Regions from separate parts of the Homo sapiens genome. Here regions 1, 3, 4, 5, 6 and 7 are each linked to region 2. Evidence: chromatin contacts called from ENCODE Hi-C or POLR2A ChIA-PET data. All regions are on one chromosome and are shown on one strand. Each heading gives the region's core, a stretch centred on a gene start or an enhancer-like site at or near the end of the contact. The rest is flanking DNA. Distances are from core to core; before and after follow the strand shown. Region 1 holds the start of PTGES3 (prostaglandin E synthase 3). Region 2 holds the start of SP1 (Sp1 transcription factor). Region 3 holds the start of R3HDM2 (R3H domain containing 2). Region 4 holds the start of CDK4 (cyclin dependent kinase 4). Region 5 holds the start of NAB2 (NGFI-A binding protein 2). Region 6 holds the start of TMBIM6 (transmembrane BAX inhibitor motif containing 6). Region 7 holds the start of DDIT3 (DNA damage inducible transcript 3).

What was found. A loop is a pair of places that touch in the nucleus more often than their neighbours do. ChIA-PET counts read pairs that join two places held with the same protein, here RNA polymerase II (POLR2A). Pooled maps may share reads with other maps.
Region 1: a loop to region 2 is called in a pooled map, with 21 times the contacts of the local background. The contact joins the promoter of PTGES3 here to the promoter of SP1 in region 2. A Hi-C loop is called at or near these places in 8 of 50 pooled maps. POLR2A ChIA-PET finds 5 or more read pairs at or near these places in 2 of 52 experiments (AG04450 and WTC11).
Region 3: a loop to region 2 is called in a map of naive thymus-derived CD4-positive, alpha-beta T cell, with 11 times the contacts of the local background. The contact joins the promoter of R3HDM2 here to the promoter of SP1 in region 2. A Hi-C loop is called at or near these places in 1 of 168 maps with a recorded cell type or tissue (naive thymus-derived CD4-positive, alpha-beta T cell) and 4 of 50 pooled maps. POLR2A ChIA-PET finds 5 or more read pairs at or near these places in 1 of 52 experiments (OCI-LY7).
Region 4: a map of CD4-positive, alpha-beta memory T cell shows a loop between it and region 2 (10-fold over the local background). The contact joins the promoter of CDK4 here to the promoter of SP1 in region 2. A Hi-C loop is called at or near these places in 1 of 168 maps with a recorded cell type or tissue (CD4-positive, alpha-beta memory T cell), 1 of 37 single-sample maps with no recorded cell type and 7 of 50 pooled maps.
Region 5: a loop to region 2 is called in a map with no recorded cell type, with 17 times the contacts of the local background. The contact joins the promoter of NAB2 here to the promoter of SP1 in region 2. A Hi-C loop is called at or near these places in 2 of 37 single-sample maps with no recorded cell type and 8 of 50 pooled maps. POLR2A ChIA-PET finds 5 or more read pairs at or near these places in 1 of 52 experiments (BJ).
Region 6: a pooled map shows a loop between it and region 2 (15-fold over the local background). The contact joins the promoter of TMBIM6 here to the promoter of SP1 in region 2. A Hi-C loop is called at or near these places in 7 of 50 pooled maps. POLR2A ChIA-PET finds 5 or more read pairs at or near these places in 2 of 52 experiments (CD4-positive, alpha-beta T cell and T-cell).
Region 7: a loop to region 2 is called in a pooled map, with 15 times the contacts of the local background. The contact joins the promoter of DDIT3 here to the promoter of SP1 in region 2. A Hi-C loop is called at or near these places in 2 of 37 single-sample maps with no recorded cell type and 6 of 50 pooled maps. POLR2A ChIA-PET finds 5 or more read pairs at or near these places in 1 of 52 experiments (naive thymus-derived CD4-positive, alpha-beta T cell).

The regions. Positions count from the first base shown.
Region 1 is chr12:56,686,785-56,690,001 of GRCh38, forward strand. It overlaps PTGES3 (prostaglandin E synthase 3), which reads right to left and starts at 1,500. Exons shown (of 8, transcript NM_006601.7): 1 at 1,214-1,500. The coding sequence starts at 1,215. RefSeq lists enhancers at 607-656, 767-886, 1,385-1,910, 2,387-2,436, 2,963-3,217 and a silencer at 1,547-1,736.
Region 2 is chr12:53,378,723-53,381,859 of GRCh38, forward strand. SP1 (Sp1 transcription factor) reads left to right here and starts at 1,454. Exons shown (of 6, transcript NM_138473.3): 1 at 1,454-1,576; 2 at 2,937-3,091. The coding sequence starts at 1,570. RefSeq lists enhancers at 547-1,047, 951-1,250, 1,083-1,377, 2,228-2,986 and a silencer at 1,491-2,120.
Region 3 is chr12:57,429,521-57,432,954 of GRCh38, forward strand. It overlaps R3HDM2 (R3H domain containing 2), which reads right to left and starts at 1,523. Exons shown (of 24, transcript NM_001394031.1): 1 at 1,200-1,523. It overlaps R3HDM2-DT (R3HDM2 divergent transcript), which reads left to right and starts at 1,596. Exons shown (of 2, transcript NR_185976.1): 1 at 1,596-1,910. RefSeq lists an enhancer at 665-774 and a silencer at 955-1,424.
Region 4 is chr12:57,751,060-57,754,229 of GRCh38, forward strand. It overlaps CDK4 (cyclin dependent kinase 4), which reads right to left and starts at 1,251. Exons shown (of 8, transcript NM_000075.4): 1 at 1,116-1,251; 2 at 441-677; 3 at 148-283; 4 at 1-31. The coding sequence starts at 658. RefSeq lists silencers at 401-540, 1,271-1,350, 1,581-1,700 and an enhancer at 877-1,610.
Region 5 is chr12:57,087,452-57,090,522 of GRCh38, forward strand. NAB2 (NGFI-A binding protein 2) reads left to right here and starts at 1,663. Exons shown (of 7, transcript NM_005967.4): 1 at 1,663-1,903. The coding sequence starts at 1,821. It also overlaps a transcript of NEMP1 not described here. RefSeq lists silencers at 1-14, 195-254, 1,255-1,874 and an enhancer at 935-984.
Region 6 is chr12:49,739,985-49,743,183 of GRCh38, forward strand. It overlaps TMBIM6 (transmembrane BAX inhibitor motif containing 6), which reads left to right and starts at 1,573. Exons shown (of 10, transcript NM_003217.3): 1 at 1,573-1,627. RefSeq lists enhancers at 1,140-1,269, 1,198-1,889, 1,510-1,829.
Region 7 is chr12:57,518,978-57,522,012 of GRCh38, forward strand. It overlaps DDIT3 (DNA damage inducible transcript 3), which reads right to left and starts at 1,537. Exons shown (of 4, transcript NM_004083.6): 1 at 1,441-1,537. LOC128125814 reads right to left here and starts at 1,503. Exons shown (of 2, transcript NM_001414991.1): 1 at 1,441-1,503. The coding sequence starts at 1,503. It overlaps MIR616 (microRNA 616), which reads right to left and starts at 282; the gene lies at 186-282. It also overlaps a transcript of MBD6 not described here. RefSeq lists enhancers at 373-1,334, 1,305-1,434, 1,309-2,508, 1,335-2,294, 2,295-3,035 and 1 more and a silencer at 1,505-1,964.

The sequences.
Region 1 (3,217 bases), core at 250-2,749, 3.3 Mb after region 2:
CTTCAGCCTCACGCATCCCTTTAGATTTCTAGCCAATATACTCAGCCTCAGTATCATGACTTGAATCAAGCAAATCCTTATTACTTTTCCAAAGACATAAAGTCACTCCCCTCTTCTCTCTTCTGAATGGAGTCTAAAACAAAAGAAAAAAAAGGTTCCACCTTAATTGTTCTCCATACCTTTTAGGACGTAGTTAGTACCTTGAAAAATAACCTCCCGTCAAAAAAAAAAAAAAAAAAAAAAAAACCCTGTAAAACCGGCAGTTCCCACTGTACGCGGCAGTGCCAAGAATTCTTACCGGTTAAAATCGCCAAGGCTTTCCTTTATCATCGTAAAATGAAGACTGCCATAGAATCTGTATTCACCTCCACACAAATTTAAGATCTTTGGGACGACTGTAGGTTAATTAAATGCCTACTACATACCTATTTCATCCTACACTGTAACAAGATAGTGAAACCTCACCTCAAGTAGAACATGAAACACAGAAAATGTCCGTATCTTTCCAAAGTCGACACGTGCGGAACTACCTGCTCAATGGTAACTCCTCCTCGCTGCCAGGGAAGCGGCTGAGTTTTGGCAACCTCCCGTGTTTTCAAGAGACTGGAGTTAGGAGGCGGACTGGAAGTACCCACACTCAAGAAACCCAGACACTGGAGAGGGAAGTATGTTGCGGCGTGGGCATGGCTTCCTTCTAGTTGCCTAGCAGTACCTGCAGCTCACGGCGAGGTCCGCGTGGGGCTCTCCCAGGAGCTCCGCCAGGCACCTGGCGGCACCCACCACAGGTGCACTCGACTCAGGGCCTGGCCCCGGGACCACAAAGCAACAGAACCGGAGCGCCCAAGCAGCCGAGAGGCGACCCACGAAGGTTCACGCTTCAGGGCGCCGCATGGCGAGCAGCTACCGGGAGCTTAAGGCCTAGGGTGAAGTTACCGAAAGAGGCGAGTAACCCAGACAGCCAAAGGGGTAAAAGTAGGATTTCCGGCATGGGGAAGCCAAGGAACGGTTCAGGGGTGGGGGAAGCAGACATCTGGAGGAAAAATGTCCTCCACCCGCCAACGGTAACCGGAACAAGGATCCTGGACCTCCCGCCCCCAGGCAGGAACGACTGCCACCACCGATGCGAGAAAGGCTAGGGGGCCGCTTCCAGGGAGCCCCCAACGCGGCCTCGGCCTCACTCGGCGACCTTCCCTCGGCGGGGTGTCGCACTCACATTGTGAACGGGGCAGGGGGACGGGCGAACTGGTGGGCGGGCCTCTCTGGCGGCGGCTGCTGCTAGGGAGTCGACTTCTCTCCGGTGGCGACTCCGCTTTTTCTCTCCGGTCGCGGCCTCTTCTCGCTTCCCTCAGGCGACGGCGGCAGCGGCGGGCTCGACCTCGGGCCCCAGAATGCACCGCGCGGAAAGAGCGGCTCCTCCGGTCGGGGAGAAGAGGAAAGTGTAGGAAAAGGGGCGCGAGGACGGAGAATGAACGTGCGTGCGTGCAAACGAGGGGTGGTGAGGCCGGGCGGCGGCTGGTGACGCAGCAAAATGCCCGGGCCTTGCCGCCGCGCGTGCGCAGTCCTTGTTTTTGGGCTCCGGCGCGGCTTTCTAGAGATATCTACGGAAAGGGCGGGGCCTCCCAGCTCCTTCGCGATCCTTCCTGGCGCCGGCCCCGCCCTTCGTCCGCCACCCCACCCCCACTCCGCCCCCTGCTAGTCCCTACGCGTTCCCGCCTCTCCTCCCGCTCTGTCTTCTCGCGTTAGAAAACCGTTAGTGGCCCAACTGCCCTGCCATGCGCCTTCGGCGATTTCTCTGAGAAACGGTTGCGTTGACAGTGGGAGGCAAGGCTGAGGCGGAGGGACACGGAGTCGGGATCCTGGAGAACTGAAATGGCGCGTTGGTTACTCTTGAGGGAGTAAATCAGCTCACTGAGTCATCATTCCACCACAAAAACCTGTAAAAAGCCTGTGCTGTGGAAAAGGGCTCACTTCAGAATCAAGGGCCTGGGTCCACCTCGCCATTTTTCTGAAGGTTGGAGGCTCTGTCCAGGGACAGCGGAAATTCGAGGTTCTTGGCGGAGGAGGAGCATTTGCCAATTGGGGCGGGCTTTTGCCCCTACCTTGAGACCTTAGTGCTGTAGATGAGCCAGGAAAGGTATTTGAGGGGAGAGTCTAGGTTTCTGGGAATGGAGAGAGTAGGACATTGTGTGTTTCCACGCACATCGTTTGGGGGAGAAGGGGTTCCCCGTCGCTTTGTGCAACATATTAGTAGGGTGTAGTAGGGGTAGCAACCAAGAGACCCAAAACAGTCCTGCTTAAGAAGAAGCCGCTTAACGGTGGATTGGGGAAAAATACTCTAGTGCGCTGCATTTTGAACAGGAAGGAGGTTTAACGAAAGTGCTATAAAACCTTTCTGAAGAACGGGGCTTCATAATAAGCACTAAGGTATTTAGTGTCTGTGTTGTGCAGGACAGGTAGTGGGAGCTACGAAACCTGGACCCTAGCTCAAATGCCATTAAAAAGGGAAATTGGGCGGGGCGCCCGTGGCTCACGCCTATAATCCCAGTACTTTGGGAAGTTCGGTGGGCGGATCACCTGAGGTCAGGAGTTCAGGACCAGCCCACCCAACATGGTGAAACCCCATCTCTACTAAAAATACTAATTAGCAGGGCGTGGTGGCACTTGCCTGTAATGCCAAATACTAGCTAGTATGAGGCGGGAGGATAGCTCGAACCCCGAACCCGGGAGGCGGAGGTTGCAGTGAGCACTCCAACTTGGGCGACAGAGTGAGACCCTGTGTCAAAAAAAAAAAAAAAAAGGGAAGGGGCCGGGCGCGGTGGCTCACGCCTGTAATCCCAGCACTTCGGGAGGCAGAGGCGGGCAGATCACGAGGTCAGGAGATTGAGCCCATCCTGGCTAACATGGTGAAACCCCGTCTCTACTAAAAATAAAAAAAAATCAGCCGGGTGTGGTGGCACACGCCTCTAGTCCCAGCTACTCGGGAGAGCGAGACAGGAGAATCGCTTGAACCCGGGAGGCGGAGGTTGCAGTGAGCCGAGATCGCGCCACTGCACTTCAGCCTGGGCGACAGAGTGAGTCTGGGTCTCAAAAAAAAAAAAAAAAAAAAAAGGAAGTTAACTTGGCGCACTGGTTCACGCCTGTAATCCCAACACTTTGGGAGGCCGAGGCCAGTGGATTACTGGAGATCAGGAGTTCAAGACCAGCTTGGCTAACATGG
Region 2 (3,137 bases), core at 204-2,703:
CCTGTTTAAAGCAGCAGAGGCCTCAGTTCTTACCTTCAAAGGGCTTAAAATAGTTTAGGAGAATTCACATTTTAAAACATAAGAACATATAAGCAGGTGACAACATATAAGATACAAATACTGAAGGACATGACCTCATCGTGTCATTGACAAGCTATTAAGGCCGGCTCCACCAAAACACGGATAAAGAGGAGGCCAGAAATCCAGGTGCCTGCAGTAAAGTTTCTTAACCTTCGTGATTGCAAAAAGCTGGAGCTCAGCTATCTTGCTTTATGCATAGGCGGTATTTACTATTAAGGGGGAAAAAATGGAAGTGACTTATCCGCACTTTAGCCTCAAGGCTTGAAAAGTTAACCAGTCGTTTAAGTGGTTAGCGCCTTTGTCTGGGGGAACTTAATAAAATCGCGTTTTCTGGAGTCTCACGGAGACTCTGCATATTGGTCAGCTCAGTATTAACTTATTCGGTGAGTGCTGTCACCAGATCTCGTCCCGCCTGCATTCCCAGGGCTTGCAGCGACATTGAGGCATCTGCCCGCCTGTCCGACCACCCGGGAGGGGGGTAAGATTTGAGAGGTACTTTATAGGGGCAGTTAAATGAAGACGCAAACAAGTCCTAGTGTTGATGCGGAACTGCGCGCCGAATGCCTTGGCTCTGACACCTGTTGAGCTGCAGGACTCCGCTAAAGCGTCCCACCTAATGACTGTAACAACGTCCCCTGAGGAGGGCCAATATGGCGACGGTCTCCTCTTGGCATAGCCCTCTTCCCTCCCTCATGATGGGCAGCTCCAGTAACGCCCATTGGCTAACTAGGAGGCGGTGCCAGGCCTACTTCGTCCCCTCATTGGATTGAATAACTGAGGGAGCCGCCAATTCTCCTCTGCCACTCCAAGTTTCCGCCCTCAGTTAATTCGGCGTTTAATTGGCTTTTAGTTCACGTCAATATGCGTCCTTTCCTGTCTCTTTTCAGTCTAACTCCAATCATAACGTTCCTGGCTGCCCGCCTGATTTCTGATTGGTTTTAATCAGCTTCATCCTCTCCTATTCCTGCCTACTTCTTACCTCTCCGCCCACTAGGATTTTGCCCAAGCATATCCCGGATTCTGGTTGGCCGTTGTTCTGTCATTCCTATCAAAGCTTTGCCTATCCCTACGTCTCAGGGAGCCCGCCTGCCGGTTGACTGGTTTCCTTCCAAGCCAATCATCTCCAGCTCCCGCCCATCTTCACTTCCTGCATCCTTCATTGGCTTTTAACACTGAGAGGGCGGTCTTTTTAGGCGGACACCAGGCACGCAACTTAGTCTCACACGCCTTGGAGAGCAAGCGAGTCTTGCCATTGGATAATTCCACCGTCTTTCTTCTGCAAGTCCCTCCTTTCCCCCTCCCTCATTGGGCGGGGCAGCAGAGAAGGGGCGGGGCCTAGGTTGGGCTTGTGGCGCGCTGCTCCCTCCTCCTTACCCCCCCCTCCCTGTCCGGTCCGGGTTCGCTTGCCTCGTCAGCGTCCGCGTTTTTCCCGGCCCCCCCCAACCCCCCCGGACAGGACCCCCTTGAGCTTGTCCCTCAGCTGCCACCATGAGCGGTAAGGATGAGTCCACTCCAAGCTTAGGGGTGGGAGGCGAGTGAGGGGGCGCGCGCGAGGGCCGACCGGGCGATCCCCGCCGTGAAGCGGGGGCGGGCGGGAGGCGGCGGCGGCGGCGGCCTAGGTCCCGCCCGGGGCGGAGGGAAGGGAGGGAGACGGGGCAGTGGCGGGGCCTCCGAGGAGGAGGGGGATGGGCCGCCCGCCCCGGGGGAGGGGGCAGCGTGGCCTCGCCCGCCCCCTGCCCGCCCCGGCCACGGGGGACGGGCCTTACCCCCCACTACTCGGCCGCCCGCCTGAGGCTCCTCCCGCCGGGGGCTGGAGCCGCGGGGGCGGCCCGAGCAGCGAAGGCCCCGCCCGGGCCAACCGCCTGCCTGGTCCGCCCTCTGGTCGCCGCCTGCTCCAAGGCCCTCCTCCCCCCACTTTCCGTAGATTTCCCTTCCCCCCCGCCCCCCACCGTCCCGCCCTTTCCACGCCCCTCACCCCGAAACCGCCCTTTCCCTCAGGGCCCGCCCTCCGCCCCGAAACCTTCTGACTACTAACCTGTAGATCCCTTTAGTTCCTTAGCAGTATTCACAAATGTTTTTCTACTCACACTTTTTACTTCTTTTTCCCCTCTCGTTACTTTTCACACTTGGATTTTTGTTTGTCTTTTTTTTTTTTTTTTTTTTTGAGACGGAGTTTTCGCTCTTGTTACCCAGACTGGAATGCAATGGTGCGATCTCGGCTCACTGCAACCTCTGCCTCCCGGATTCAGGCGATTCTCCTGCCTCAGCCTCCGGGAGTAGCTGGAATTACAGGCATGCGCCACCACACCCGGCTAATTTTGTATTTTTAGTAGAGACAGGGTTTCTCCATGTTGGTCAGGCTGGTCTCAAAACTCCCGACCCCAGGTGATCTGCCTGCCTCCGCCTCCCAAAGTAATGGGATTACAGGCGTGACCACCGCGCCTGGCCTCTCCATCTCTTTTAAACTTAATTTTAGCAAGCTTTCCATGCACCCACATGTTGTTTTATGCCTTACCTGTCCTTTTCCTTTTTTTCCCTTAGGATACTTTTTCTTATTTAGAAACTCTCACCATGCCTACCGTCCTTCACATTTCCTATCCCCAAAGCACTTTTTGAATGTTTTCTTAGTTTAATTTTGTACAAGGGAGAATTAAGGCCCACTTTTGGCACATTGAACCTAGTTCATGTCCTGCATGCCCTGCAGCTCCCCTCTGCCCTCCAATCCATTTTCTTTATACTGGTGGCTTTCGCCTTCCTGTTAGTCATTGCTATTTCATCATAGCCTCCTTTTATCCTTCCTACTTCATTTCTTTTCTTCCCTCAAGTTTACGTTGTTTGTTTTTTAATTATTTTAGACCAAGATCACTCCATGGATGAAATGACAGCTGTGGTGAAAATTGAAAAAGGAGTTGGTGGCAATAATGGGGGCAATGGTAATGGTGGTGGTGCCTTTTCACAGGCTCGAAGTAGCAGCACAGGCAGTAGCAGCAGCACTGGAGGAGGAGGGCAGGTAAGTGATAATCATAGAGTGGGGAAGGTGTTGAGAAGATGTAAAT
Region 3 (3,434 bases), core at 273-2,772, 4.1 Mb after region 2:
CAGACCAGCCTGGGCAGCAAGGTGAAACCCGTCTCTACAAAAATCAGCCAGGAGTGGTGGCTCATGCCTGTACTCCCAGCTACTTGGGGGACTGAGGTAGGAGGACGGCTTGAGGCCAGGAGGCAGAGGTTGCATTGAGCCGAAAAGGAACCACTACACTCCATTCTGGGTGACAGACTGAGACCCTGTCTCAAAAAACAAAATACAACCTTTTGTCTTGATACCCCAGCAACAAAAAGGGGGGCGGGGGTGGGGGGGGAATATTGGTGGAACAACAACAAAAAAAAGCATTAGGAAGAAGAGCCACAAATAATTCAACTGCAAATCTATCTAAAAATACAAGAAAATGCTAGGAATTTGTGATATTCCTGAAGTGAAACCTGTCACTTTCCTCCTTCCTTGAGTCTCCACGTGGCTTACGCATATCAGACAGGACTCAGGCTTCTCAATCTTAGTTATCTATTTGAACAACATTATGTACAAGGATATTCATCCAACTGGGATCTGAATTCAAACTTTTCCACTTTTCTTTCTTCCGTTTTAACGCAGTTCTGGGATTGTTATTCGGTCATTTCTCATCATTATCCAATGACAATTCACTCTAAGTCAGTATTCCTGGTAGTTCCGAGACTTAATGGCCACAAATGTTGAAAAATGTTAGCTCTACGGGAAAACGAATCGAAGCGTTTTCAGGGGCTCGAGTAGTTATGAGCTTAGTGTAGGCCCAAGTTTTAAGCTATAGAAACATCTCCCTGTATGTGCCAACTCAAATCCCCGTCCCTGTAAGAAACCTGGACACCAGCATGATTTTAAACACTTCTACACCTCTCCGTCCTATTTTTCCATGCTCCACGCTCGAAGGAAAACCGCCACCCAAGAAACACACGGAGCTAGCCACCCCGAAGCACTGGAAGGGCGCAATAGTTTTTAGGTCACCCCGCAAAGGCCACAGGTGGCGCCACCCCCCTGCCCCCGCACCGCCGCCCTCCGCCCCGCGCCCCCAGCTTCTCTCCAGCAGCGCACACTTGGAGCAGTCCTTCCCGCGGCCATCCGACCCTGACCCATCGTCCCCGGGACCGGCTGCCGGGCGCGAGGAACCCAGGCCGCGGGGCCTCCTCGCGCCCGCCCGTGCGGCCGCCACGCCCCCTCCCCACAGGCCGTCCGGGCCGCCCGCCCCCTCGGCCGGGAGGTGGCCTCACCTCGCACGGGCCTTGGCGGGGAGGGCGCCCACGTCTCCGCCCGCCGCCCGGGCCCACGGCCGCTCGGCTGCGGCTCGGCCCCGACGGCCGGCGGCGGCGCGCTTCTGGGGGCGGGCTTTTCTCGGCCGGGGCTTCCCCGGGGCCGAGGGCTGGGAAGCAGGGGGGACTGGGACGGGGGAGGGGAAAGGGGCTTGGGAAGGAGGGGGGAGAGGGGAAGAAAAGGGGGGAACCAAACCCGGAAAGGGAGAAAAGGGGGGAGGGGAAAATCAGAAGGGGAAGAAAAGCCCAGAGTCCGCCCCCCGCTGCGGCTGCGCGCTACGTCACTACGTCCGGCGTTGTCGTCACCTCGTCCTGCGTTCCGGCCGTCCCTGCTTCCTGGCTTCCCGCGTGCCCCTCAGCAGCCCTGCGGGGCCTACCGCCTGCCGCACGCACTCCCGCCGGCGCGCGCGCACTCGCACTCGCTCGCTCGCCCTCTCCTCCTTCCGCGTTACCTGTGTCAGGACACCAATCCGGAGTCACTGGGAGCCTCGGTCCTCCTTAAACCCTTCAAGTCTGTCAGATAGAATACCCTGGATTTCAATATAATACTAATAGTGATCATTCTAAAGTAATTTCCATTTACAGAGCACTTTCACTTAGGGCAGTAACTCCTGTACCAAAAGAACGTACACTCGGTATTTGTTGCATACGTGGATAACTATAGTTGAGCAGGTAAATGTCCATTTTACGTAAAGATGAAAAAAACCGACCTAGGAGGAACTCAGTCTGTCCTATTAAGATCACATTCTTACCATCATCCCCTCTCTAAGATACAGTTCTCAAAAATCGTCTTAAATGTCCAGCCTCCCCCGTTTTGTCCATTCTAGGCAGAATCAATTTAGTTATTGATTATGTGTGTGTGGATAATTTACTGACCAAACTCCCTCAAAGAAGCAATGTAGTCTTTTGTAGAATTCGACCATTAAATATTTACCTTGTGACAGAAACTGCGGTAGGCAAAAAAAGTCAAATAATTATAGTACAATTTAAGTGCTATAATAGAAAGGTTTAAATGTGCTATGGAAACACAAGGAACAGCAATTCGTTCTTAGCGGTAAAAGAGATTGAGTAAGTTACAGAGAAACTACAGGTGAAACTCCAGCTAATCTTGAGACTATAAATAGTTCACTAGAGAGGTAAGAATGGAGATTCCAGCAAAGTCATAGAGGCATGAAGTTCATCTTTCCTTCAAGGATGAGCAAGTTCCAGGTTGGTTGGCGTTTTTTGTTTGTTTGTTTGTTTGTTTTATTTATTTTGAGATGGGGTCTCGCTTTGTCACCCAGGCAACTAGATTGCAGTGGTGCAATGTCGGTTCACTACAACCTTCACCTCTCAGGTTCAAGTGATTCTCCTGCCTCAGCGTCCGGAGTAGCTGGGACTACAGGCACGCACCATCACACCCGGCTATTTTTTGTATTTTTAGTAGAGACGGGGTTTTGCCATGTTGGCCAGGCTAATCTCGAACTCCTGGCCTCAGGTGATCCACCCGCCTCGGCCTTCCAAAGTTCTGGGATTACAGGTGTGAGCCACCTTGCCCAGCCCTCTCTCCTGGTCATCACTGCCTCCTGCCCCCAAATTCTCTCAACCCTCTAGAGAACAACAACGGGGGAAGAAAAATACAACTGAACTGAACTGATCTAACCTGCCACTTTTCACCACGATTTAAACTTTTTGTCTTGGCCGGGCGCAGTGGCTCACACCTAGCACTTTGGGAGGCCAAGGCAGGTGGATCATTTGAGCTCAGGAGTTCCAGACCAGGCAGTGATGACCAGTAGGAAATAATAGCTAATATTTGTATTATGTGTATGTAAGTACAATATAAAATGTGTAGCATTCTACATCTATTGTTAGTATCAAATCCTCAATACAATAGGTACTATTATTATACCTGTTTTATAGATGAGGAAACCTGAGGCACAATAATGAAACCAAAGTTCCAGATTTTTTTTTATTTTTTTTGAGACGGAGTCTTGCTCTGTCGCCCAGGCTGGAGTGCAGTGGCATGATCTCAGCTCACTGCAACCTCCACCTCCCGGGTTCAAGTGATTCTCCTGCCTCAGCCTCTCAGGTAGCTGGGACTACAGGCATGTGCCACCACGCCCGGCTTATTTTTATTTTATTTATTTTTTTATTTTTCTTTGGTATTTTTAGTACAGATGGGGTATCACCATGCTGGCCAGGCTCGTCTCGAACTCC
Region 4 (3,170 bases), core at 1-2,500, 4.4 Mb after region 2:
CTAGGCCTCTTAGAAACTGGCGCATCAGATCCTAGTTTCAAAGGGGAGGTACAGATGCACTGGAAACTAGGCACCATACCTGAAATCCCAGAAGGTTCTACTACAAAGGTCCCAATCCACCTCTCAATGCCTACCAACCCCACTCACCTTGATCGTTTCGGCTGGCAAGCCTGGTGGGGGTGCCTTGTCCAGATATGTCCTTAGGTCCTGGTCTACATGCTCAAACACCAGGGTTACCTTGATCTCCCGGTCAGTTCGGGATGTGGCACAGACGTCCATCAGCCTGACCAGAGTAAATGCTCACTTTTCAATCCCCTTTAACCCAACATGGCCTCTCATTATTTCCTCAGGGTCCCCACTTCTCTACAGATCATCACACCCCACCTATAGGCTGTCTTTTCCCTTTACTCCCCACGCCCAACCCTCCACCACCTTCTCACCGGACAACATTGGGATGCTCAAAAGCCTCCAGTCGCCTCAGTAAAGCCACCTCACGAACTGTGCTGATGGGAAGGCCTCCTCCACCTCCTCCTCCATTGGGGACTCTCACACTCTTGAGGGCCACAAAGTGGCCACTGTGGGGATCACGGGCCTTGTACACTGTCCCATAGGCACCGACACCAATTTCAGCCACTGGCTCATATCGAGAGGTAGCCATTCTCAGATCAAGGGAGACCCTACAATCACAGACTCCTATCACCAAAAGTCGCTTACAGAGTTAGGATGGTATGAGCCTGCAGCAACAAAGGGACTCCCAAAAAAAAAGCGCAAAGAACACCACCAGCATCCCATCCCCCGCTCCCAGTCTTCCTTGGGGCCGGCCCCAGAGATAACACAATGACTCAATACCAACCCCTCCAGCCACGTGAGGCCCTGCAATAGAAAACGCTTTTTCCTTTGGGACAATCGCGCCCCGCACAAAGATCACACATGACACATGCCTTGCATCGAAGATCCTACACCTCAGTCCCTAAAATTATACTTTCCCATGACCACAAAGGCCCCACTTCCCGCCCTTGAGCGACCCTTCCATAACCAGCTCGCGAAACGAACGCGTGGAAAGCTGTGAGGGGGGCGGGCACTGGTTCTCATTCCTGGGAAGGGACTGCACTTACCTCACGCCAGCCCGGGGTGCTGTGGGGGCGGCCCGTTATCGGGGCCCCGGAGCCGGTTCCTACGGCCCCATACACCCGAGCTCGGTCCGGAGCAGCTGGACGCAGAGGGCCCGACCATAGACACAGGCCGCAAGCTAGAGAGGCCCCCTCACCCCCACCCTCACCATGTGACCAGCTGCCAAAGAGGCGCGCGGAAACTGGGAGGGCGGGGCGAACGCCGGACGTTCTGGGCACGTGACCGCCACCCATGCGCTGAGGGGCGGACAGGAGGTGCTTCGACTGGGAGGAGGGCGAAGAGTGTAAGGGGGCGGAGGGGCGATGGCAGCCACGTGATCTGTTGCTATCACACGTGACCGCTTGACATTGCTCTGAGGAGCAGAGGTGTGGCTACGCGGCGGGCACGTGACTGGCTGCCACAACCCCCGCTGCAGGGGGGGAGCGGTGAGGGGGACAAGAGAGGGTGGAGCCCGAGGCGGTGCCATGGCAACCTAGGCCACCCAGAGCCCAACTCCCGGCTGAAGGATTGTCTCACTACCGGTCTGAAGGCTGAACTCCAGTCTCACTACCGGTCTTTCAGCCTGTCTGCATTGGGGAGGGGGTGGGAGTTGGGGTACCAGAGGTGATGCTGTCACCTTTTCGCTCCACCATGAGAAAACATACTCTCATTTGTGTCATTGTTTCATTCATTAATTCTACAACATTTTACTGAGTGCTTGCTTCCAGTGTGTATGTGGGTTTTTATTTTGTTTTTGGTGTCTGTCACTGGCCCTTTAAAGTAGTGGTACGACTATCTATAAAGATGTAGCCAACAATGGGGTCTTCTACAATAGGGAGTAAACAATGCCCATTTGAGGGCAAAACTACGATTAAAGGATGACGGAAGGCAGATTAATACAGTAATCCAACAGGCTCAGTGACAAGGTAATCCTCTCACTTTTCCAACTTCCAAACCTCCCTGGGAGTGTTAATGCAAAGACCTGAGGCCATCTGGCAGAGAAGTTATTGATGAGCAGGAGACAGGAATACTTGACCTTTTAAGTTTTTTTTTTTTTTCCAGTAGGAAGGTTCTATGATTATGTGATATTTGTATGTGTGCATATATGCTTCTATGTATATATGTATGTATATGATATTATTTATCACATCATATATAAGACGGATACAGGATTGCACATGTGCAAGAAAGTTACCACCACACCCCCTGCACCCTCCAGACCACCACAATGAATGAAAATGACATGCCCCCTTCTGCAAACCTTGTGACTACTCATTTGGAGTTATTGTGCTTCCCTCTTTTTCCCTAGTGCCGCTTTCTTAGCACTTAGCACTGTCCAGAACACACTTGTTCCCAAATGGCCTCTGCCCAGACACCTAGGTAGACACAAGTAGATTTCTCCTACTTTGTTTTATTGGCTCCAAGGTCTTTATCTCCCAGCCCTTTGGGGGTATGGGAGTAAAGGAGGAAAGCGGTTAGTGTCTCATTTGTGAGAATTTGTCTAAAATCTAAAGCCATTTTATTACCCTATTTGCCACTCCTTCCACTCTAACTTCTGTTTTCCTTAACCATCTGGCTGAGAATATAAGAGTTCAAACTAGAAGATGAATATAAACCATGACTTAGAGCAAAATAGAATACATATTAATACAGATGCCTCCTCTTTCCATCCTGATACTTGTAGCCCTGGGCCCCTCCTGGCAAGGGCAGCTGGAACACTAGTAAGAAAAACCTCAAGGACTGAACTGACTAAGGGGCTCAAGAGGTGAATGTTTTATTGGCTACCTTGCTAGGGGTGGGTGCTTTGTAAGCCTTCTGGAAGGCTAAGATAATTGTCTGTGAGTTTTTCAAACTCCCTTCCCACACCAGCATTCCCCACTTCAGCCTCACCTTCCACATAAGACCTTCACAGCTTACTGTCTTTGCAACAGAAGACGTCCTCTCTGTCTGCTTGGGTCCCAGCCCCTTTTTCTGATTCATTCATTAGTCCATCCAAAACATTTGAATACTTCATGGGAACATTACTGTCTCTCCATCACTTTCTATTGAGGAACCTTAAT
Region 5 (3,071 bases), core at 413-2,912, 3.7 Mb after region 2:
GGGGAGGGGTCGCCCACACCCCGTACGGGGTCGGGAGCGTCCCCAGGGGAGCCCGTCTAGCCGCACCCTCCAGTTGCGGGGCGGGGGACTGGGAGACGGGACTCTGCTCGTTCCCACCACCCCCACTGTGTTTGGCGCTTAATAGGTTGGAGAAGAGGACCTGAGCAACTGAAATCCTCCCACCAACAACGCGCTCCTTCTCCCCGGACCCCACAAGGCGGAAAGGTCTCCTCGCTAGGCCACATTGTAAAACCAGCCCCGGTCCACGGCCTCCACGCCCCGCCATGCCCCACCCCAGCCCCTCAGAAGTGCGGACAGAGAGGCGGGGCGGGGCTGAGATTCCGGACTAGGGGAAACCTCACCTGTGGCCAGTCCGCTCGCTTTCCCCGGCCCCCACCCCCCCTCCTTTCCCTGGGGCTTAGAGTCTATGGGCCGGGCCCTTAGAGCCCCCGCCTCCCCCAACAGCCCTCCCAGCCGTGGGCGGGAGTGCAATGCGAACCAGATGGGGCTAGGAGAAACCAAAGGGGGAGACGGTGGTGGGTTGCAGAGGCGGGGGCTAAGCTCCTTCAAGGCGCTCCTCCTTCCAGCTCCGCCGCAGGAAGTCACGTCGTAGGCTCCCGACCTCTTACTCATCTTCCACTAGACTCTCGGGCGAGGTCCCTAATAGACGGCCCCAGGAAGGGTATCGTCTTTGTCACACAAAATTCCCAGGCAGGGCCTCATCCTCAGCAAACAGAGGACAAGTGGAGGAATCCCTGCCTGACCTACGCGCTGACAAAAGCCGACGCGTCTAATCAACACGCGCACCTAAGTGGTGGCGTGCAGCATAACCCTCCCATTCCTGTTTCCCAAACTTTCCAGGCTAGCATGGAGGCCTGGGTTTCTGAGAGCGACCCCCTCAGATTATTCCATTGGGGCTGAGGAGGGGCGCGGGGATATCTAGGAGATCCCTGCAGAGCCCCACGCTCTCAGGCCCGCCTTAAGTGCACACTATACGGGAGTCAGATGCACGCACAGGAGAAGCCGCACAGCCCAGCCTTCGCTAACTTTTCCCGGCTCACTGCTAACATTCACACGTCCAGCACCACAAGGCCTGAGTATGGGCAACGGGCGTCCCCGTAGTTGTTTAGGCGCGTGTGCACGTCCGTGCGCTTCTGTGTCTTTGTGTACTTGTGCGTGGTTGTGAAACTCCTCTCTCAGCTCGGAGGGGTGGGGGAGAGAAGGAATGTCGCCGGCGGGGCGCTCACGTGGGTACGTGGGCGCCAAGAGGGCCGGCTGTGCATCCGGCGTGGGCGGCACAGAACGACCTCGCCCCGCCCGCTGGGTCCCCAAGCCCGCCCTGCACAGCCGGGCCTCGGTCACCTCGGTCCCCAATTCGGCGCCCCGGCTCTGAATCCCCGCCCCCGCCTCCTGCTCCACACCCCCTCCCCCCCCGTCTCCGCCTCTCCCAGTCTCTAAGCCGCGGCGTCTCCGCGGCCGAGAGGCCCCAGCGCCCGCCTCCCCGGCCCCCGCCCCCACCCCCGCCCCCGGCTCTGCCCACGCCCTCCGCCCGCCAGCCCGGCAGCCAGCGCAGCTCCGGGCCTCGCTCCCTGTGCGTCCTGCGGGGGCGGAGGCGCGGAGAGGCGGCAAGCGCAGCCGGGGAGGGTGGGGGGGCAGAGGCACAGACAGAGGCGCGGAGGCTCGGAGAGAGAAGACGTGGAGGGAGGGACAGAGCCTGGACAGCGGTGGACACGGCATCGTGCGCGGGGAAGAGGGCAGCACGCAGCAGGCGCCGAGCGCCGGGCACCGAGAAGGGCAGCCCGGGTGATCTCCGGCCGTCCATGCACAGAGCGCCTTCCCCCACAGCCGAGCAGCCGCCGGGCGGAGGGGACAGCGCCCGCCGGACCCTGCAGCCCAGACTCAAGTTAGTGGGCAAAGGGAGGCAGCGGGGAGTGGAGATGGGTGGAGCTGGACTTGGGAATGGGGTCCAGAGGGCGGAGGTCGAGGGGAGGACGTGGGGAAGCAGGACGGGGGTGGGGGGTGGAGACTGATGGAAAAGGGGGTGCGTCTTCGAATTAGGGGGCCCTGGGAGCAGGCAAGCATCTGATGAAGCTGGATATGAAAGAGTAGTACCCAAATCTCCATTCCTGGTTTACTCTGTGGGCTCCATCTGGCCTAAGAGCCCCCTGCAAAGAATGTGGGAGCCTCCAAGCACCAGGGGATGCCCTGGAGCTCGAGCTGGCATCAGTGCGGAAGGTGGGGGGACGCTCAGTTGCCTCAGTCCCTCGTTGGCACGGAGCGCGCGGGCCCCCGGTGCCTTTGAGTTAAAGGAGCATCAGCGGGGGAAAGGGGGGGTGACGAGGGAGGCAGGGAGGCCTTAGGCGTTCCTTCCCATATCTGTCCCTTTATTCACAGAGCGGGGAGGGGAGTTTCAGTGTGCAGCCCCTTCATCAAGAGGCCTTGAGCCGCTCCCCCACTCCACTTGAAGATGCGGGTGGAAAATATGGGAGAGGAGAGTAGGCGGGAGCCCCTGGGCGGTTTTCGCCTACAGACGCTACCACTGTGGGAGTGTGTGTGGGCGGAACGGCCCCGGAGCAGAACAATTGCGCCCCTCCCCCTGCCACGGCCCCTGAGCTGAAGGAAAAGGCTGACCGAGGAAGTGGGGAGTGTCACTGCTAGGAGAGGGGCCACTGAGGAGCACTGGGCAGCCTGGAAGGGTGGAGAGGTTCTGAGGGGAGAGAGGAAGCGTGCGTTAAGAATGCTTAACCAGGCCGGGCGGGCCCGGTGGCTCAGGCCTGTAATCCCAGCACTTTGGGAGGCTGAGGCGGGTGGATCACGAGGTCAGGAATTCGAGCCCAGCCTGACCAACATGGTGAAACCCCGTTTCTACTAAAAATACAAAAATTAGCCGGGCATGGTGGCGGGCGCCTGTAATCTCAGCTACTCAGGAGGCTGAGGCAGGAGAATCGCTTGAACCCGGGAGGCGGAGGTTGCAGTGACAGCGCCACTGCACTCCAGCCTGGGTGACAGAGCGAGACTCCGTCTCAAATAAATAAATAAATAAATAAATAAATAAATGCTTAACCCCTGGG
Region 6 (3,199 bases), core at 323-2,822, 3.6 Mb before region 2:
CACTACTCTAGTTCACCAGAATGCTTCAGCACAAGTGTACTACATAAATCACTATCGATCTGTCATGCAGGAAGACATAGGTAGTGAAGATGAAGGTGAGAACTCCCACTAATAAAATGAGTGAGAGTCTCAAAGTGGGGGAATAAGGGAGGAGACCACCCCTCATATTGTCTTATGCCCAATTTCTGCCTCCAAAGAAAGAAGTAGTAAAAACTAAAAGGCAGAAATGAAATCCACAAGCAGACAGCCAGGCACCACACCCTGGGCCTCGTAGTTAAAGATCGACCCCTGACCTAATCGGTTATGTTATCTATAGATTACAGACATTGTATAGAAAAGCACTGTGAAAATCCCTGTCCTGTTCTGATCTAATTACCGGTGCATGCTTGCTCAATCGATCACTACCCTCTCAAGCGGATCCCTTTAGAGTTGTGAGGCCTTAAAAGGGACAGGAATTGCTCACTCAGGGAGCTCAGCTCTTGAGACAGGAGTCTTGGCCGATGCTCCTGGCGGAATAAACCGCTTCCTGCTTTAACTCGGTGTCTGAGGGGTTTTGTCTGCGGCTTGTCCTGCTACACTACAGCAAAAATTAGGTTGTATTATAGAAAATTAACTTTTTTGGTTTTTTTGAGACGGGGTCTCGCTCTGTCTCCCAGGCTGGAGTGCAGTGGCACCATCTCGGCTCACTGCAACCTTCACCTCCAGGGTCAAGCAATTCTCCTGCCTCAGCCTCCCGAGTAGTTGGGATTACAGGCACACGCCACCACGCCCAGCTAATTTTTTAAATTTTTAATAGAGATGGGGTTTTACCATGTTAGCCAGGCTGGTCTCAAACTCCTGGCCTCAAGTGATCTGCCCACCTCAGCCTCCCAAAGTGCTGGGATTACAGACGTAAGCCACCACGCCCAGCCGAAAATTAACTTCTATTAATTGCATACCTGGGTTTGCCTACTGAGAATCATACCCTGGATATTTGTATTCTTTACTGAAAAGAACTGTTCTATCTTTCCAGAAAGTGGTTTCCTAAATTCTGGTTTTCCTCCTGGAATCCTGCTATTTCCTTCTCGCATACTCTAGAGAAATCGAAGTGTTTTCAAAGGTGCTCTGAAGCTTACGCTCCACTAGTTTCACAGTAAATCGCCCCTTGCGAGGGCGCTTTTTTTTTTTTTTTAATGTGTTCTCTGAATCGCTTTCCCCCTTTAACACTGCATGACAAGACTAAAGCCAGAATCCCAAGACTGCAGCGCTACCCCTTCACAAGCCGTCGGGCTGTCCCGGGCGGGGCCGGCCCATTTTCACTTTCTCCACTAGAGGCAGCAGCGCACCGTGACCCTGGCTTACTACGGTAAGAAAGCGGAGACCTTTTGCTTCGAGGCGGTTGGTGGCCAGTAGTCTTGATCGACAAGCTCAGGCCTCTGAACTAAGCAGCCGCTGTTTATGCACGTACAGCCAATGGAAAGGCAGGAGTGCGGCCAACGGCCAATGAGGACTGGTCTTAAGCGGACCACAGGGCGGGGTTTCCCTCGAGAGGCGAACGCCGGGTAAAAGATCGGGAGCGGAAGTGGGCGAGTCAGAGCACATCCGGTGTTAGAAGCGCTGGTAGGCCTTGGAGAGGCGGGTTAGGAAGGTACGTCTGAACCTAGTACTGGGCGAACTGGGAGTGAGAAATGGAAAGGGAGTTAGCAGTTACTGTCTGAGCAAGAGTGGCAGTAGCTTCCTTCTGCGGACAGATGGCACCCTGAAGGAACGAGGCCCTGCTCGGAGACCAGACTCGGGAAAACAGGGTGTGGAGGGAAGCTAGGGAACTAGTGCTGCGCGTGCGCAACAGTGCTGAAGCGGGGGTGGGGCGGAGGCGAGTCTGCGGGGGTTTTGGGGGGTGTCGAGGCCTCTATTCTGCCCCAGAGCGCTGGCGAAGGCCCCTTCTCAGCCCGCCTTTTCCTTTCTCCCGCTCCTTCTCCTCTACTAAGTGTAGACGCAGGGCCCCTTGGCCTAGCTTCGATCGTTCGAATTCAGAGCACGTCCTTCCGAGGTGAAGGAACGCGAAACTCCACCCATCCGATTGCTGTTCGGCTGCGGGCGGGTCCTTTGGTCGGGCTGACCCTGGGTGAGCGGCCCGGAGCCAAGACTCGAGGTAGGGCCTGGCGGGCGGGTGATGTCACACTCCTCTGTGACACGCGAGGCTCCTCAGTTACTTAGCCAACGGCAGAGGCGGGAAGTGAGAGGAGTCTGGGGCTGGGGCTGCCTTCCAGGCCCACGGGGCGGCCCCGCTCTTTTCGGATTGGTTACCTTTGGGCAGGTGAGGTGGCTTTGCTTTGCTTGGTCTTGAGGTTTTGTGGGCGTCTTTCTAAGTCTGCTCAGCAAGGGCGTCGTTGGGCAGTTTTTATCTTGGGCCTACTTGCTGGACCTGTGGTAACAAGTAGGCTTTGGTATCTTTGTATATTTACTGAGTGTAGAATTACTACCCGGTGCCAGCCCGGGCTGCTTGGGGTCATCAGCCTTTCATTGACCACCCCCACAACAAAAATCACTATGAACTTGAGACTGTGTTCTAGCAACTTGTGAATGTGTAACCCAGTAGAAGGGCTGACTGTGCTTGAAACAGACAAGGATTTTAAGGTCAAAGGTAAATAAATGGCAAATGGACTTTTCTAGTTACTTATTGATATTTATTTACAGTTTATCTTTTGTATGTGTGGTTTAAGAATTGAATTCTGGAAAGATACCGGAATTGCATAAACACATTTCTTATGACCTGCGTATACACACTTTTTTCTGTAATTATTGTATTTACACTCTTTGGTGTTTTCTTATTCTTTGTGTCTAATATTTTTGTTCTGGCCTAAAGAATATGTTGACATTTAGATTCTCTGCCGCCACTTTCCTCCAGTAGGGACAGAATAGTTGAACCCTTGAGAAATACAATCTGTACTTTTGATCCATAGTTTGCTTCTTCCGTTATTTATCTGGTTGTGGAAACATGGTTTAGTACCTTCCTCCTCTTTTTTTTTTTTTTTTTTTTTGAGGCAGAGTCTCACTGTCGCCCAGGCTAGAGTGCAGTGGCGCAGTCATGGCTCACTTGAACCTTGACCTCTCCTGGCTTAGGTGATCCACCCCAGCCTCCTGAGTAGCTAGGACCACAGGTGGACGTCACCAGCTCCAGCTAATTTTTGTATTTTTTGTGGAGATGGGGTATCACCAT
Region 7 (3,035 bases), core at 287-2,786, 4.1 Mb after region 2:
AATGAGTTTTTAAAACCTTTGCTTAGAAGAATCTAAACACTTCTAATTCCATTGTTTCCAATCTAGATCAATTCACTACCATCTCTAAATTACTGCAGAAACTTTCTGACTGCAGAAGGTCTTCCCATTTCTTCTCTTGCCACCCCTCCGCAACTCTATTCACCATACAGCAGCCTGAGTGAGCCTTTTAAAACAGGTCATTCCTCTGCTCAAACCCTCCAATGACTTCCTATTTCATGTCATGGAAGTCACTGAAGGGTTTTGAGTGGAGGAATTACCTAAGGTAATTCCTGACCACCTGATGTAACACTCTGACCTCCATCCTGAACATTCTCCATTCCTTTCTCTGCTTTAGCTTTCTCCGTGGCACTTATATTTTGTTTACTGTAGGCCTCCCACTGAGATGATTTTTTCCTCTTGCTCAAGGATGTACCCTGAGCCCCAAACTGTGTGGCACACAGTAGGTCCTCATTAAGTATTTGTTAAGAATGAATGGATAAACTCCCCCCAGTCTCTCTTATAGGGAAGGGGCAGAAGCAGAGTGGCAGCTGCTGATCCCTAGGGGCTAGAGATGCAATATTGCCCGAAGTATTTCTCTGCAGGGCTGTCCTCCCTGGGGAACCCTCCCTTGCCTTCCAGTGTGTGGGACTTGGCTTTCATCAGCAGTAGAGCCTCAGGTCAGAAGGCTGCAGAGCCAAACGGGGCTGGCCTGATGCAATGGTTACACAGAGATTAGCTGGGAGACAGGACCGGGTTAAAGAGGCAGGGACTAATCCCGAGGGAAGGACAATACCCTGGGGAGACCCCAAATGGCCTCCTACACTTAAGAGATCCAGGCTGCTCTCTTGTGCAGGAGGCCCAGAGACCTCTACGGCAAAAGGAAAACACACCACTCCCTGTCCATCGGCACCCCTCCCAAAGGCTTGTGTCTCCTCAAGGTTCCCCTATCCGCTGCAGGGTCCAGTAGCCCCAGCTACCAAGGTGGCCATGCTGACACCAGAGGCACTGAGACTGAGACAGAATTGGGGGTGGGGTAGGGAGAAGGCCCGCTGGTGGCGAAGCGGCGGAAACGGCCTGAGCGATGGTCACCCAGTCTTAGAGCGGGGGTGTGTCCTGCTGACCTGCCTCCCCGCGGACAGGCCTAACGATGAGGCCTGAAGTTGGCTACGGGAAAGAATGAATTTCCCAAGGGCAACCGAGGTCCCTTTGCCCAGCAGCACAGAGCAGGGCCCGTGTTCCGGCTCCGGGCAGGGGTGGAGAGACGCCGTCGTCCGAAGCAATAGGGGTTTGTAAGCACCACCCCAGAATAAGGGACTCTCCCCATTCCTCTCTCGGACGGTCCCTAACTTCACTGTGGAGGAGTGAGGCCGATCCTAAAGAGCGGACGCCCCAACTTTGAGGAGACGGGAGGGTAAAAGGTAGATGGGAATCAGTACTCGCCTCTCTCCTCAGGTTCCAGCTCTGATTTTGGCTCTGTCGCTGCCACCCGCTCATCTTTAACATGATACGCTCAGTGCCTTAGACTTAAGTCTCTGACCTCGGGAGCGCCTGGCTGTAATCTTTTACCATGGCCTTGCCCTCCTCTCAGGGGCGGGACCCCAAAACCTACCAATCAGAAAGTGGCACGCCGGCATTGGCCCCGCCCCGTCCCTCGCATCCGCCACTCAGGAGCCCCGCGGCACCGCCCCCGTCGCTCCCTCTCGCTAGGGGGTCGACGTAGTGTCGGACCCGGAAGTGGCTTTGGGTCACGAGGCTTCACGGAGGAGGTGGGTGAGTCATGCGCGCGCGCGGAGGGGAGTGTAGCGGGGGGGGAGGGGAGGAAAGGGGGGCGGGGATGATGCAATGTTTGGCAACCGGTGTCTGCACGCGCACGCGCAGGGGACACCGAGGGTGGTGGGAGGTGCGGAGGGTGGGGGAGAGGAGAGAGGGCGGGGCGCCAGCTCCCGGCGCCCAACGGCCCCAACGGCTATCAGCCTTGGTCGCCCCTAGTCGGTCGTGAGCCTCTTTGCCGCTTGTCTCCCCCAGAAGCTGCTGTTCCGCCCACCTAGCTTTACCCGCCGTTTTACCCCCACTATAAGGGACTCCCATATTTCTTGGCCCCTCCCAGCTAATGGGCACATAGGCCTTTTGAACTTTTCTTTTTAAAGTTGGTATCCATCCACTGGGATTGTCGACATCTCGAGTCTTCTTAAAGAGGTCTCCTGGCCGGGCTCAGTGGCTTACGCCTGTAATCCCAGCACTTTGGGAGGCTGAGGAGAGCGGATCACTTGAGGTCAGGAGTTCGAGATCAGCCTGACCAACATGGTGAAACCCCGTCTCTACTAAAAATACAAAAATTAGCCGGGTGTGGTGATGCGCGCCTGTAATCCCAGCTACTCTGGAGGCAGAGGCAGAAGAATCGCTTGAACCCTGGAGGCGGATGTTGCAGTGACCGAGATCGCGCCACTGCACTCCAGCCTGGGTGACAGAGCGAGACTACGTTTCACCAAAAACAAAAAACAAAACAAACAAACAAAAAAACGGGGGTGGTCTCCTGTTCTAGCCCCGTAAATCTCCCAAAAGGGGCCGAGGTACTGGAATCCCTTGGTAGTCATTTTCCGCTTCTCTCAGAACAGCGCCCTTGACTTTTACCTTGTAGTTGGTAAGCCCTCAGCCTGCCAGAAGTCATGTATTTTGCCCAGTGGACCCGATTCTGTTTGGCCACCTATTTTCCCCCACGGTACTCCTATGGCTTTCTCCAAGACCCTCTCTTGCTGTACCAGACAGCAAGTCCTGTGACTCCCTGTGTGAGGAGCGCGGCACAGGCCTGCCTCCTAGGTGTTCGGGTCGAGATTTACAGCGGAGTCTCATCCCGGGACGTGTGAGTGCACTTCAGCGCAGGACTGCCCTGGACTGGGGAGACCGGAGCCGCGATTTTAGACTCAACTCCCCATCACTTGCCAAGGGATCTTACCGTCCTTGTTTGTAAATTAAAGATAAAAGTTGTGAAGGTAAAATGAGAACCATGAACTTGGAGGCAACTTGACCAAAAGTAA